2 separate regions of the Homo sapiens genome follow, and region 2 is linked to region 1. The links are chromatin contacts, found by Hi-C or POLR2A ChIA-PET in ENCODE. All regions are on one chromosome and are shown on one strand. The core of a region is the stretch at or near the end of the contact, and the rest is flanking DNA. Distances in the headings are between cores, read along the strand shown. Region 1 holds the start of NHS (NHS actin remodeling regulator). Region 2 holds the start of NHS-AS1 (NHS antisense RNA 1).

Region 1 (6,200 bases), core at 2,107-4,606:
ACTTAGTGGCAGGACTTTTTAGGAGTAGATTACATTGATTAAATGAGGAATAGGTTCAATTAGGTGGAGGAAAAGACACTTCAGTCACTATAATTCAATGATTATGCTAATGTGCCCCGTGTATCTCCTGGCATTTCTTAGCCAAAAGAAATATTTTCAAGTATAAATAATGGTAGGATATTCAAATCAGAACATTTTTAGCGAAGAGTGTTTTAGGAATCTCTGCTTTGCCGCTTGTGAGGTTCTATAGGAAGCCTGACTAGGGTTCCGTGGAGGCATGAGGACAGCCAGGTTGAGGACAGTGGCGCTTCACGGTGCTCTCAATGCCAATCTTCAAGTTCAGCAAAGCCCTTCTTCCTTCTGGGCTGGAGCAGGCAAGAATGTAACTGTGGGGCGTGGTGACACAGACAGGATCTTTCATTCATTTTACAATGGCATACAGTTTATACTGACTAAACATTTGAATTTATGGGCGAATTGTGCTGGCCTTTGAGCTGCATGAATGACTGCTGGGAATTAGGCGATGGGGCCATTTAAAAATGTTTCCTTTCCCTTCTATTTTGGCTACAAGTGCACGGTAAATAAACATGTGTACATGAATAGTGGGGAGGCGGTGTGATTGGGAGAGATCAACACACACATAACAATCTGGTGTAACAATCAGGTGTAACAACCTGGCTTTAGAAAGCAACCTTGACTTCATCAGAACTTTTTGTGGGAAAATTTGGAGTAAAATGTCACAATTCAGGATTTAAACAAGAAAGACACAGCTCCCACGTATGCTGAAAACTCATCAGCTTAAGACTATTCACATGTCCTGTCAGGATTACATGTGTTGCTACCCTTTTTAAAATTTCAGTATTTTAGTTCTAGAAAGCAGGAATAAAACCCAAAAATGTGTGTAGGGGTGTGTGTGTGGGGGTAATTCACATGGGAGGGACTTGAGTTGGGAAAAGGGTAGGATGGGGCCAGCAGGCTGTCTTGAAGCTGCCTTCCCAAAGCTAGCAGTTTTTTATTTAGATGGTGTCACTAATGTAAAACAATCGTTACATTTTCTAAAGATACCTTTATTCATATCTTACAGAGGACTGGGAAAACATCAACCAACCATATCAATGAATATGATCATTTGTATTAGGTTTGGTTTTGGTGACTTTGAAGGAGGGTGTCTTTCTCCCCAAATAAAACAAAAACAAAAACAAAAACAAAAACAAAAACAAAAACGTAATGTGCTCTTGGAAAGGTCACTGGGGACCACCACCAAAGGAAGGGGAGGGGACAGCGAGAATGAAGGAGATCAAAAGCCAAAATTAAAGGTTTTTAAAATTTTAACCAAAGGGCTTTATTAGCACACAAGTCAGAGTCAAGGAGATTACAAAGAGGGCACTCCTTTTTGCATCCTTGAACTGTGCTTTGAATCATTTTGAAATCTCGGCTTGAATCTGAGCTGATCACTTGGGGGCAGACACTAAGGTAGCTGGCCTGTTTTTTAGCTTAATTACCCCCTTGAACCCTTTCTCTCCTGGGCCTTTGCCCTTCCTTTCTGATCACTTATTTTGGGAGCCCTGGAAGGAACTTGCCAATAATCTGAAACTCCCTTTAGGAGTGAGAGTCCCACACCACTTATTCATTGCCCCTGTCAATGCTCAGATGGGCCCGCTCCACTGGCACCCTTGCTATTAATAGGACAGTGCTAGGTAAGGGAGAGTGAGAGGCAGGGCAGCCTGTTGCCACAAGGCTTGCTAACCAGATGCCTTTAATATCCCTCATTGTTCTCCATGCTTCCATGTGTTTAGGGAGAAGTGTCTGGCTTGCCTACCCAGCAGAACTCATGTTCAGAATTTTGAACGTATTAAAAAGTCAAGCTCAATTTAAAAACAGCTAGCTCAACGCTTTTCAGATTTGTGAGATAAAAAACAAACCTTAAAAGACCTTGTTCCAAAATATTCTTTTCTTTCATTTTTTATTTGGAAACAAAACCAAATTTAAAGTTGCAAGAAATGTACAATGAACCCTGATATGCCCTTAACCTAGACTATTTTGAACATTTTGCCATATTTTGTTTTTTTCTCCCTTCATACATACACATCTTTATTATCATCATTCTTCTTCTTGTTGTTACTGAAACATTTATGTGTACTTTGCAGACATCATGGCCCTTTACCCCCAAAGCCTCAGCCTGGATCTTTTATGAACAAGGATATGTCCTTGCCGAAAATTTTGGTTTTTTTTTGTTTTTTTTTTTTTGTTTTGTAGAATAAGACAAGGGTCTGTTGAAGCCTTTAAAACCAAAGCGTGGGCCAGTCCAAAGTGCTGACTGTTGGAGCCTCCTCCCTCTCCCGCCTTTAGAGGGAGGAGAGGAGACACCACCGCAGGTCTGGAGGACTTTATTGTTGCCATAAAACATATTTTTTCCATGTTCTCTTTAGAAACACGAAAAGAGGCTGCATTCCCAAGATCTGGCTTGTGGCTTTAAAATAAAAAATATTTTTACAGTATACTTTTTGGAGGCATGAAAGCACGTGTTTTATTAACATTTCCCAAACTCTTTTTACTGACGGCATACAGCCTGCAGCCTGCTGCAATCGAAAATGCATGCCTTTTTAGAAATTATACCTTTCAGTTAACTGAAGGGGAAAACTTTCCCTTCTTCTGTAAATCATCATCTCTCTGATGGAGAACTTTAAAAATCCTGTGTATGATCAGCACAGTAGGGTGACGAGGAGGTAATGCCGTTTATCTCACCCAACGTGCAATGAGTTTCGTAAGCAGTTTTCTGGGGATTTTGCTCATTGGTGGTTTGGGTCTCATTCACGATATTCTATAGAGCCCGTGCCCAAAACAGGGGGCCACGTGATGCCTGGGAAGGGGTATAAACAGCACTCTGGCTGCTCTGGCCACATGGAGATGCGCCTACGCCCTTTGCCCTCCCCAGTTGTCTCCTTGCGTTCATAGAGCCCGGGGATCTCCAAGGAGCAGCCCAGTTTTCCCTGTAAGAACCCAAAGGTCTTGTACAGAGCTGGAATTCGGCGAAAAACTTGCTCCAACACGCCAAATCTGCCGCATCCTCAATACCCCACCCTCTTCCCTCTGCGCTTACTGCCCACACCCCTACTCCCAACTTGAGGACTCCCCGCCCCCACCACGCTGACAGTCTCAATTCCAACCCCTTGGATGTGAGGAAGTGTCTTTGCGCCTGAACGCGCCCAGCACGGCGAGGCCACCAGTGACTCCCAGCGGCCGCACAGGGCGCTGCGCCCCCCTCGCCCCGGCCTCCCCCGCCCTGCGTCCGCCCCGTCACCCCCGCGCGGCCTCCTGCGCCCGGGCTGGAGGCAGATTCCTCTCTCCGGGTTTTCAGAGCGCCTTTCCGAAACCTCCTCCCCGCCCAGCCAGGGAGAGAGATCCCGGGCGCAATCGCTCCCCGGAGCGGCCGAGGGGCGCGCGGGGAGAGGCCTGCGCCGGGGTACTTTCAAACTGAGGCGCGCGCACACACTCACACCCACCCACCCACTCACCCACACACACACAGACACACGCACGCCCATTTATATAGGCGGCGGCGACGGCAGTGGCCGGGGTGGCGACGGCGAGCACAGAAACGATGGAGTTGAGCCAGTCGACCCTGGTTGGAAGCAAGTGAGAAGAGACCAGGCGCACCCCTAAATTTCTGTGCGGAGCGCTTGTCATCCTCCCCAGGGAACGGTGCACCCAAAGGAGGACTGGCTGGACTGATTTGCTAGGGAGAGGGCGGGGAAGAGGAGGCAAGGTGAGCAGAGAAGCCCCCTGCGTATCCGGACTGCCAGATCGCGCTTTTGCCGGACTCCTGCCCCCTCCCTGCTCAGGTGGGCGCGCCCGGTCTCCAGCTCACAGGGGCGCTTGGAGGAGACCAGAAAGTCGCCGCCTGGCTGCGCGGGATGCCTTTCGCCAAGCGGATCGTGGAGCCGCAATGGCTGTGCAGGCAGCGGCGCCCTGCGCCCGGCCCAGCAGTGGACGCGAGCGGAGGCAGCGCTGAGCCGCCGCCGCCCTTGCAGCCGCCGGGCCGGAGGGACCTGGACGAGGTCGAGGCGCCAGGGCCAGAGGAGCCAGCCCGCGCCGTCCCTGCACCTTCAGGGCTGCCACCGCCGCCGCCGCCACTGCCCGCGCCGGCCGACCAGACTCAGCCGCCGCACGGAGAGGCGTCCGTGGCTGGCGAGGAGAGCACGGCGGGGATCCCGGAGGCGGCGCCCGCAGCCGGCGAGGCGTCCTCGGCGGCGGCGGCGGCGGCCGTGCTGCTCATGCTGGACCTATGCGCGGTCAGCAACGCCGCTCTGGCCCGTGTCCTCCGGCAGCTCTCGGACGTGGCCCGGCACGCTTGCAGCCTCTTCCAGGAGCTCGAGAGCGACATCCAGCTCACCCACCGCCGCGTCTGGGCGCTGCAGGGCAAGCTCGGCGGCGTGCAGCGCGTCCTCAGCACGCTTGACCCTAAGCAGGAGGCAGTGCGTGAGTACCCGCGCCGTCCGCCCGCCAGGCTATGGGTTTCTGCGCCGCACCCTCGCGCCCTCCCCAGCAGCGGCAATCCCAGCCCCGCGGCGCCGCTCCGGTTGCAGCTTGCACCTTACTACTCTCGCCTTCCCACCCTTCCCATCCCCTGGGACCCACCCCAATCCTCCTGGGGCTGAGTGGCTGGGCTGGACCCCGATTCAGTGATGCAGACGTGGACGGTGGAAAGTTAAAAGGGCGACCTCTGAAGTCGCAGGCAGCGTGGGCTGAGAAGGAGCAGAAAGGGAGCGTTTATGGGGAGCACAGGAGGCAGAGAGGGTCTGTCCTTCACCACCGGGGCTCGCCTTTCACGTCCTTCACGGGGCGTAGGGAGGAGGGTTGCAACTCCTGTGGTTTCCAGAAGCCCAGCCCTGAGCCCTGTAGCCCACACCATGCATGTTCAGGGTTGGGGGTTCCAGGAGTAGTGAGTGTTCTTTTGAGACTGCTGCAGCACCGCGGCTGTTTCGTCACTCGCTGTGACCTCAGGTGCTGCCCCGAGCTCCGAACTTGTGCCTTGCCCTCGTGTGCGACGTAGCGTGGCGCTGCTCGCCTCCTAGACTGAACTTCGTAGTGCTTCTGCCGAAAACCCTTGTGGCCCGGAGGGGCCGCGGGGAGGGTCAGGGAGAGATGAGGGTGGGAGTGTCAGGGGCCCCGGGGAGATGGAGGAGACCCCTGGGCATCTTTTCTGCTCTGAACAGCCCAGGGTTCCTACTAAATGGCTCTGTGCCATCTGCCCGCAGAGGATCCCACAGACTATCTTCCTCCTCCCCGGTGCACTGTCGCCCAAATTTACTGGCACGTGGACTTAGGTATGAACTAGTCTGCTAGGCGGGCTGCAGGGAAACGACGAGGAAGGAAGTCTGGGAGACCCCTGGGCGTCTTTGCTGTCCGTTGACTTCGCTTTTACGACACCCAAGGGCTCCCAATAAATAGTCATTCTATGTCATCTCCCTTCCAAGGGCGGTCCCCTTGGCTCCGGATCGTCCAAATCTGGCGACGGCAGAATCATTTAGGAACGACCCAGGAGGTAGACAGGGGCGCTGGGTTGGCGCGACGGTCCTTTGGCGCCTAGTCAGGCTGCGACGCTCGCGGCGAAGGTGATGTCAGCGGCTCTGACTTACGTAAGAAGCTTCCTAGGTTGCTGCCGCAGCTGCGCCGGTGCGCAGTGGCCTAGGAGCGCGCGGGGCGGAGGCGCTTTGGAGGCATCCTTCCCTGGGGATTTCCGGGCACCTCTGCCCCACAGCCCAGCTCAGCCTCCCAGCGGTCCCTGCCCGCCCGCGTGTTCTCTCCCTCTTCCCCTCCTCCTCCGAAAAACCCTTTGAACCCCGTCCCGGGAATTCACTGCTTTTCTGCAATAACAATAGTAATAAGCGTAATGAATAAATGATGTGCTCGATCGGTTTTCGCAGCTATAAAAGACCCGGAGTTGGGTTAATGACTGGTTGTTTAAAAGGGCAATTCCGGGGATGAGTTCTGGAAAGAATTAGGACTGCCGTAGGCCAAGTCGTATTTTACTTTTGGGACTTGAAATGAGCGCTTTAATCCTGCCTCCTTTTTACCCCAAACCACACAGCAGGGACAGGCCCTTCACTTTCAACAGCGCAGGTATCTGGGGAGTGCGGTTGTGGGAGTGGTGATTTCACTTCAAAAGAACTGGAGGGAAGTTTTGCAGACTGTTGAGT
Region 2 (6,195 bases), core at 322-2,821, 180 kb after region 1:
CACCCCAGAGCTTATCAGCTTAAAACAACACATATTTACGATCTCACAGTCTCTGTGGGCCAGGAGTTTGGGCACAGTCTAACTGGGTCCTCTGCTCCGGCTCTCACCGGCAGCATTAAGGTGTCAGCTGGGACTGTAGCATCTCAAGGCTCAACTGGGGTGGATTTGCTTGCAAGCTTGCTCATATAGCTGTTGGCAGGCCTCAGAAGGTCCACTTCGAAGTTTACACACATGGTTGTTGGCAGGATTTGGATTCTCATGGGCCATTGGACCAAGGCCTCAGTTCTTCACTGGGTGTTGCCCAAAGGCCTCCCTTAGTTTGTTGCAATGTGTCCCACCTCATAGGGCAACTCACAACCTGGCAGCCAGATTTATCAGGGTGAGGGTTTTGAGAGAGAGAGAATAGTCACAATATTTTATAACCTACTTACAAAAGTGACATCCCATCACTTTTGCTGTATTTTGTTCATTGGAAGTCAGTCACTAGGTACAGCCGACACTCAAGTGGAGGGATTTACACAACAACATGAATACCAGGAAGCAGGGATCATTGGGGGAGCCCTTAGAGGCTTGCCTAGTACAATATGTCTGAAATATCTTACAATAAATTTTTAAGAGAAAAAACATATTTAAAGGTGAATTAGAACTGATTCCTGGCGTTACAAACTCCTTAATCCTCAGTGGCAGCAGCCACATTTCTGGCTGCTACTAAATCTTTCCTGTGCCTCCTGCCCCCATCTCATTCTCCACAATGTACATCATAATCAATGACAAAATTAATTAAGGATATTTTCTCATTACTAGATTTAGAGAGATGTCAGTATCATATCAAAAGTGCTTTTATTTCTTCAACTATACCTTTGTGGAGTCAATGGTAACAGTACCTTTCAGAAGTCTGTTTTCCAAGAGTGCCCGTTGGCTAGAGTCGTAAAGAAGGCATTGTGGAACAGTAAGACGTACATGGGCTTCGTAGCCACAGAGCTAAGTTCTGACCCCTGCTCCACCTGTTACCAGCTGTGTGATTTGCTGACAGATACTTACAGTCTTAAAAAGCTAGTCTTCTGATCTGTCAAATGAGAGGAATGGTACCTATCTCAAAGCTTCCTGGAGGATTAAATATACAAGAAAACATGTGCTAGTCCTAGGGCAGTGATCAGCACAAAGTAGGCACCTGACAAGGTGAGGAAAGTTTCCTCCAGGTCTCTTACCTTCCAAAATGCTATGTACCCCTTCATGAGCAGGCTGTGCAAATTGTTTTGAAGGGTGACAGTTTTGGGATGCCATGAAAAGAATGGATCTTCATAATTTCTCATTTGACCCCAAGATTAATTTCCTATTATAAACTTAAAGTTTCATGCATTCATTGATTCATTTTTACATTCATATACACATTCATTCAACAAATAGAATTTCTTAAAGAAAGTAAAGACCAATCTTCTTCAAAACTCTAATGCCTTTTTATCTCCCAGGGGTGGATAGGATAATCCAAGTTATATATAAGCAGTTTCTCATGTCCAGGGTAGCAAAAGCATCAGATGTGGTGCAAATCTACCTGTTTTCTATGTGGCTCCCTGAGAGGGCTGTTCCATCAAGGGAAGATGCTCCAATGTATGCTAGCCTTTGAGATTTTGGCTTAGTAGAGGAGAGGAGCTAGTGCCTAGAAGGAAATACAACACCATGAGATAGAGGTCCATGTAAACATGTTCTTTGTGGAGGCCTGCCTGCCACTAGGATACACACCATCCCCACTGGTTGATTTACTGCTACATACTGGCCTTTGCATCCAAGAAAGATTGTAGTACTTGACTTCAGAGATCTTTAAGCAGAGGCTTGATTCAAGCCTCCTGAGTCAGCTGAGATGAGGCAGGGTGCTTTTAGCTGGAACCTGGGCTAAGGCATTGGCCTCCGTGCACCCCCATTGAAGAAAAAAAGTAGAGCAAAAATCCATACTGTTTATTTATGAATTATATGCACGTGTTGCTGTATTAATAAGTTACTTACTGTAACAGTTTCTAGGCCCCTGCCCATATCCCTAACCTTTCACATTTAGAGGAAGCCTTCTTTTGATAGCCAACTGCCAGATTCTTCATCTCTTTGCCTGCAGTCTTTCTCTAAAGATGGAGAAGACCCCTCTGCTGGCTCCCTGGGCAGTCCAGACATGCAAGGGAATTCAGACACCTCCCAAGAGCCCTCATCCACTTAATAATGGGAACCAAGGTGTAAATATCCCAGCTCCCTTGCCCCCGGGAGAATACTTAATAGCGGACATTCTGTGCTTCTTTTGCAGCTTCTCCCTGTGAGACTAAGCTCCAGTTACTCGCTAACTCTCTCTTTATTGACTTCCTTCTCTTCCCTGTTTTACTTCCCCATCGCCCTATCAGGGTTCCCTGCAGCTCTGAAGTAAACTCTTTACCCTGGAATCCTTGTATCTGAGTCTGCTAGAAAAACCCAATTTATATTTAAAAAAACATAAAAACAGACCGTTTAACAGTACATAAATATACATACATATACACATAGTCTAATGTTTTTCCTTACCCCTAGAGTGCACACTCTGCATTTTGAAGGCCGCTTGTTTAAGGAACTTAGAGGCTCCCATTTCAGTCTTGTAATCTGATATCTCGAGGTTGATATCAGAGCCAGCCCTCTCTCCTTTGGGCTGCCTGCTTCCAAGCCCTGTTTAACTTACTCAGGGTGGCTTGGCATACTTTCACGTTGATTCATGGTAGTGATTTCTGGGTCACAGGCTAGCCAACTGGAAGGAGATCTTCAGGATTGGATTTCCTGCACTCCTCTATTTGAAAGAATAATTTCTGTATCTTGGACTTCCAATGAGGAAAACAAAAACAAAAACAAAAACCTGCAAGTTCAGAGTTGGACAAAAGTTTCTCCACAGGCACTTTACCCCACTTTGGGACCTCATAGTTTCTCTCAGTTCAGCTCTCTGTGTATGGGAGACCAGGCAACAGGTACATCATTGCCACCTTGAATCATCCTGCTATTACATGATGGGCAGCCCCATGAGATCGGGATGGTATGAATATTCTGACTTGTTGTCATCTTTAACCCCAGCACATGGTTCAGCACTATGTGGACATATAAACACACTTCAAACAGCCTTTTGCTAGAAAACAGACTCTACTGGCCCCAGCATAAAGATTTGCAAGAACCGAATGCTCCCTTATTTTCTCTCTGCCTGGAACAAAGCCTCCTATTGTTTTTCAGGTGATCACATTCTTTAGACATTCAAGTTTAAGTTGTTCCTCAACAACTGAATTCAAAGCTAGAGGCTTACTCTGCTGGCTGTGCCTGCACAAGCAAACGGTCCCACCCAAAGGCCCTTTTCTCCAGGGCCTCCCAGTGGCCTTTAAATTATTTTGGTCTTCAACATCACAGTCTCCCAGAATGCTTATCAGAGGATAATGTCACCCCCTTTCATGCCTGCCCACCATTTCTACTCAAAAGCCACTCCTATTTCTCTACAGATAGCTCATTCTCTCAGAAACGAACCTACAGCAAATTAATGTCCAGTGAGGCCTGGCTTGTAGGGAAAGTCTTGGGTATCCCTATGCTCTTCCAGACTGGCCATCCAGGACATAAGGTCCATGAGCTTAATCTTGTTCTAAGTTCCCTCGAATTTCCCATTGACTCTATTTTCCTTGGCTGAATAGATGTTGTTGCTCTGTAATAGTGAGAAACAGTATCTGTGGTGATGGAACAGGCAGAAATAAAAATATTTCCCTAGCTCTTTCCTCAGTTCTAATCCCTACAAGTCTTGCCCCTTACCTTTGCCAGATCATCCACTTGGGAGGATTCAGAGGTGCTATCTCCATTCCAGCGTCTGGGAAGGAGAAGAGGATTGACACAAGTTTCAATTTTGTATTAAAAAGTCCCGTCTTGTAGGGTTTTGAAGGGAGGAGGAAGAGCCAAGAGGAGTCTACGTCTATACTCCTCAAGCCACTGGATAGAGTTACTTTGAGTTCTTCACACATGCAAGTGCATGCGCGCGCGCGCGCGCGCACACACACACACACACACACACACACACACACACACACACACACATCATGCCTTCCCAAGGTACTGGCTTGGCTTGGCAGGAATGCTGGATTTGGGCTTGGAGAGCCGTCCACTGCTTGGTGCCCACTTTTAGAAAATAAAGAAGTGACCCAGGTTCATGGGTGAAGTTTTAATGAGAAATAAGTCACTGAAGCAGTCAGGGAATAAACCCCAAGAACAGAAATCATGATGCTAATCTCCCAAAATAGGGCAATAAAATGTTGAAAGGTCTTAAGGGGTTGTGAGAGGGAAGATTAGGGAACTGGGGCACGTTTGTCTAATCTTGGAGGATGATATGAGGGATCTAAATTCATATGTTGGTCATGAATAGACTCCTACTCCACATGAACCAAGGTTTGGTGTTTCTGGCTTTCATCTTCCCTAATATTTGTTCTCACCCTTTTCCTTAGTACGTGTGTATGTGTGTGTACTGTAGAAAAACCCTATGCTACTGTTCTGAAATTGTAGATTCTATAAATGGGTTGGGAATGACCATCTTAGGTTGGGTTCCTCAGAAGCAAACCCTAAAACAAGACCTCAAGTGTAAGCAGTTTATTTGAGAGGTGGTGGAAAAACTGGTAGGAAGAGAGGAGAAGGGGGTTAGGAAAGGCAATGAAGCCAAGGAAGGGTTATTAAGTGAATTGCTACTGTGAGTAACTGGAGCTGAATCCCAAGGGAGACTCTGGGAGGCTATGCATAAAACTCAGAGTTATCCCACCTGAGGGGTGAGGCAGCTGGGATATTTATACTCCCAACTACTAAGAATCATTTGTTGAGAGATGCTCCTGGAAGTTGCTAATTCCCCAGAATTTCAGGCCAAACCTGTGGGTATAGTGGCCTTCATCAGTTATGGGAAAAAGCCAGGCACAGAGACACAGGTAGGGGTCTTTGGAAGTCAGGTGCAGTGAACTGAGGTGAGAGGTATAAGGGAGATGGGGAGGGCACAGATGGTGGCTGCTATAATCACAAAGGGGTGGGTATGTAGATTGTTGGGGAGGAAGACTTTCTCATAGTTATGGTCTTGATAAATATTTCTATCCTTTAATAAAATATAATGGAAGTTTTGGAATAATAAACAAAGAATCTTTAAAGAAAGAGAGTTTTACAAAAACCAGAGGATAGTGGTGTGGGATCCAAAAATTAATTATACTATACATTTGAAATCTGTTCATTTCACTGAAAACAAATGTTACCTAAATTTTAAAAGAAGCAGGTATGAGATTCCAGATTGTAACATCTTTCAATAGAATCCTAAGCTCCTGCATATTGAGATATACTTGCCTGAATCCCTAAAATTCTGCCTGGGTTGTGGACCAATAGTTGAAGCATTTTCTCTAGAACTTCAGTCAGAAAATGTTGAAATGTGCTCTGGGTAGTGACTCCCCAACAAGAAAGCAGGCTCCTTCAGCTGCTTCTGTGCCATGGTTTGTGCCCACGCTGCCTTTTCTAGGTTTTCCTTGTGACCATGGCTTGCATTTTCTAAGAGAAATGGCTAGGGATTTCATGTCTAGGGCCACAGGACAAACATCTGCAATGCAGAAGAAACTGACAGAGCCTGTTCTTACTAACTTAACCTGTTTGGTCAAGCTAGCTGAGTCCATCTGCCATGCCTAAATAGGGAAATGATGATGAGATGATGTCCTAGGATGGGCACTAGGTCAGGACTGACCTCAATGCCTGGCACATAGGGGGCATTCAGTTAATGTTTAATGGGCTGAGCAGATTTGCTTCAGCTCACTGACATCACCTATGACTAGCCTCACCTGAGACCAGAACAGGGTGGAGGTGGGCGAAGCACCAATAATGTGGAGGCCAACGGCCCTTCTGTTCCTTCTTGAAGGACCCAGATATGGAGCTGATGAGGTGGGCCTTCACAGCAGAGGAGCTTTCTAATGACTTTTCAATTAATTGACTTGAAGCTGGTGGGGAGAGTGCCAGAGTCTGAAAAAGATGAAAGGTATTGAAGAGGAAAAGCTTTGATGTCACTGCAATCCCATTCAGATTTGGAAAGGTTTTTTCAGGAACTTTATATTTTAACCACAAAAGCCTCATAGGGTCGATCAGTCACGCAAGAAGATTTTTGTCATTCTCTGGGATTGGTGGGTGATGAGAGGTTGAATGGAAAGCCAGAAAGGA

The links. Hi-C counts contacts between places; a loop is a spot of excess contacts on that map. ChIA-PET counts read pairs that join two places held with the same protein, here RNA polymerase II (POLR2A). Pooled maps may share reads with other maps.
Region 2: a map of PC-9 shows a loop between it and region 1 (3-fold over the local background). The contact joins the promoter of NHS-AS1 here to the promoter of NHS in region 1. A Hi-C loop is called at or near these places in 2 of 168 maps with a recorded cell type or tissue (PC-9 and posterior cingulate gyrus) and 1 of 50 pooled maps. POLR2A ChIA-PET finds 5 or more read pairs at or near these places in 1 of 52 experiments (PC-9).

Annotation. Positions count from the first base shown.
Region 1 is chrX:17,371,844-17,378,043 of GRCh38, forward strand. NHS (NHS actin remodeling regulator) reads left to right here and starts at 3,357. Exons shown (of 9, transcript NM_001291867.2): 1 at 3,357-4,479. The coding sequence starts at 3,915.
Region 2 is chrX:17,557,556-17,563,750 of GRCh38, forward strand. NHS-AS1 (NHS antisense RNA 1) reads right to left here and starts at 1,572. Exons shown (of 3, transcript NR_046632.1): 1 at 1,553-1,572. The region is part of intron 1 of NHS (NHS actin remodeling regulator); the gene reads left to right. The region is part of intron 1 of LOC101928389 (a long non-coding RNA gene); the gene reads left to right.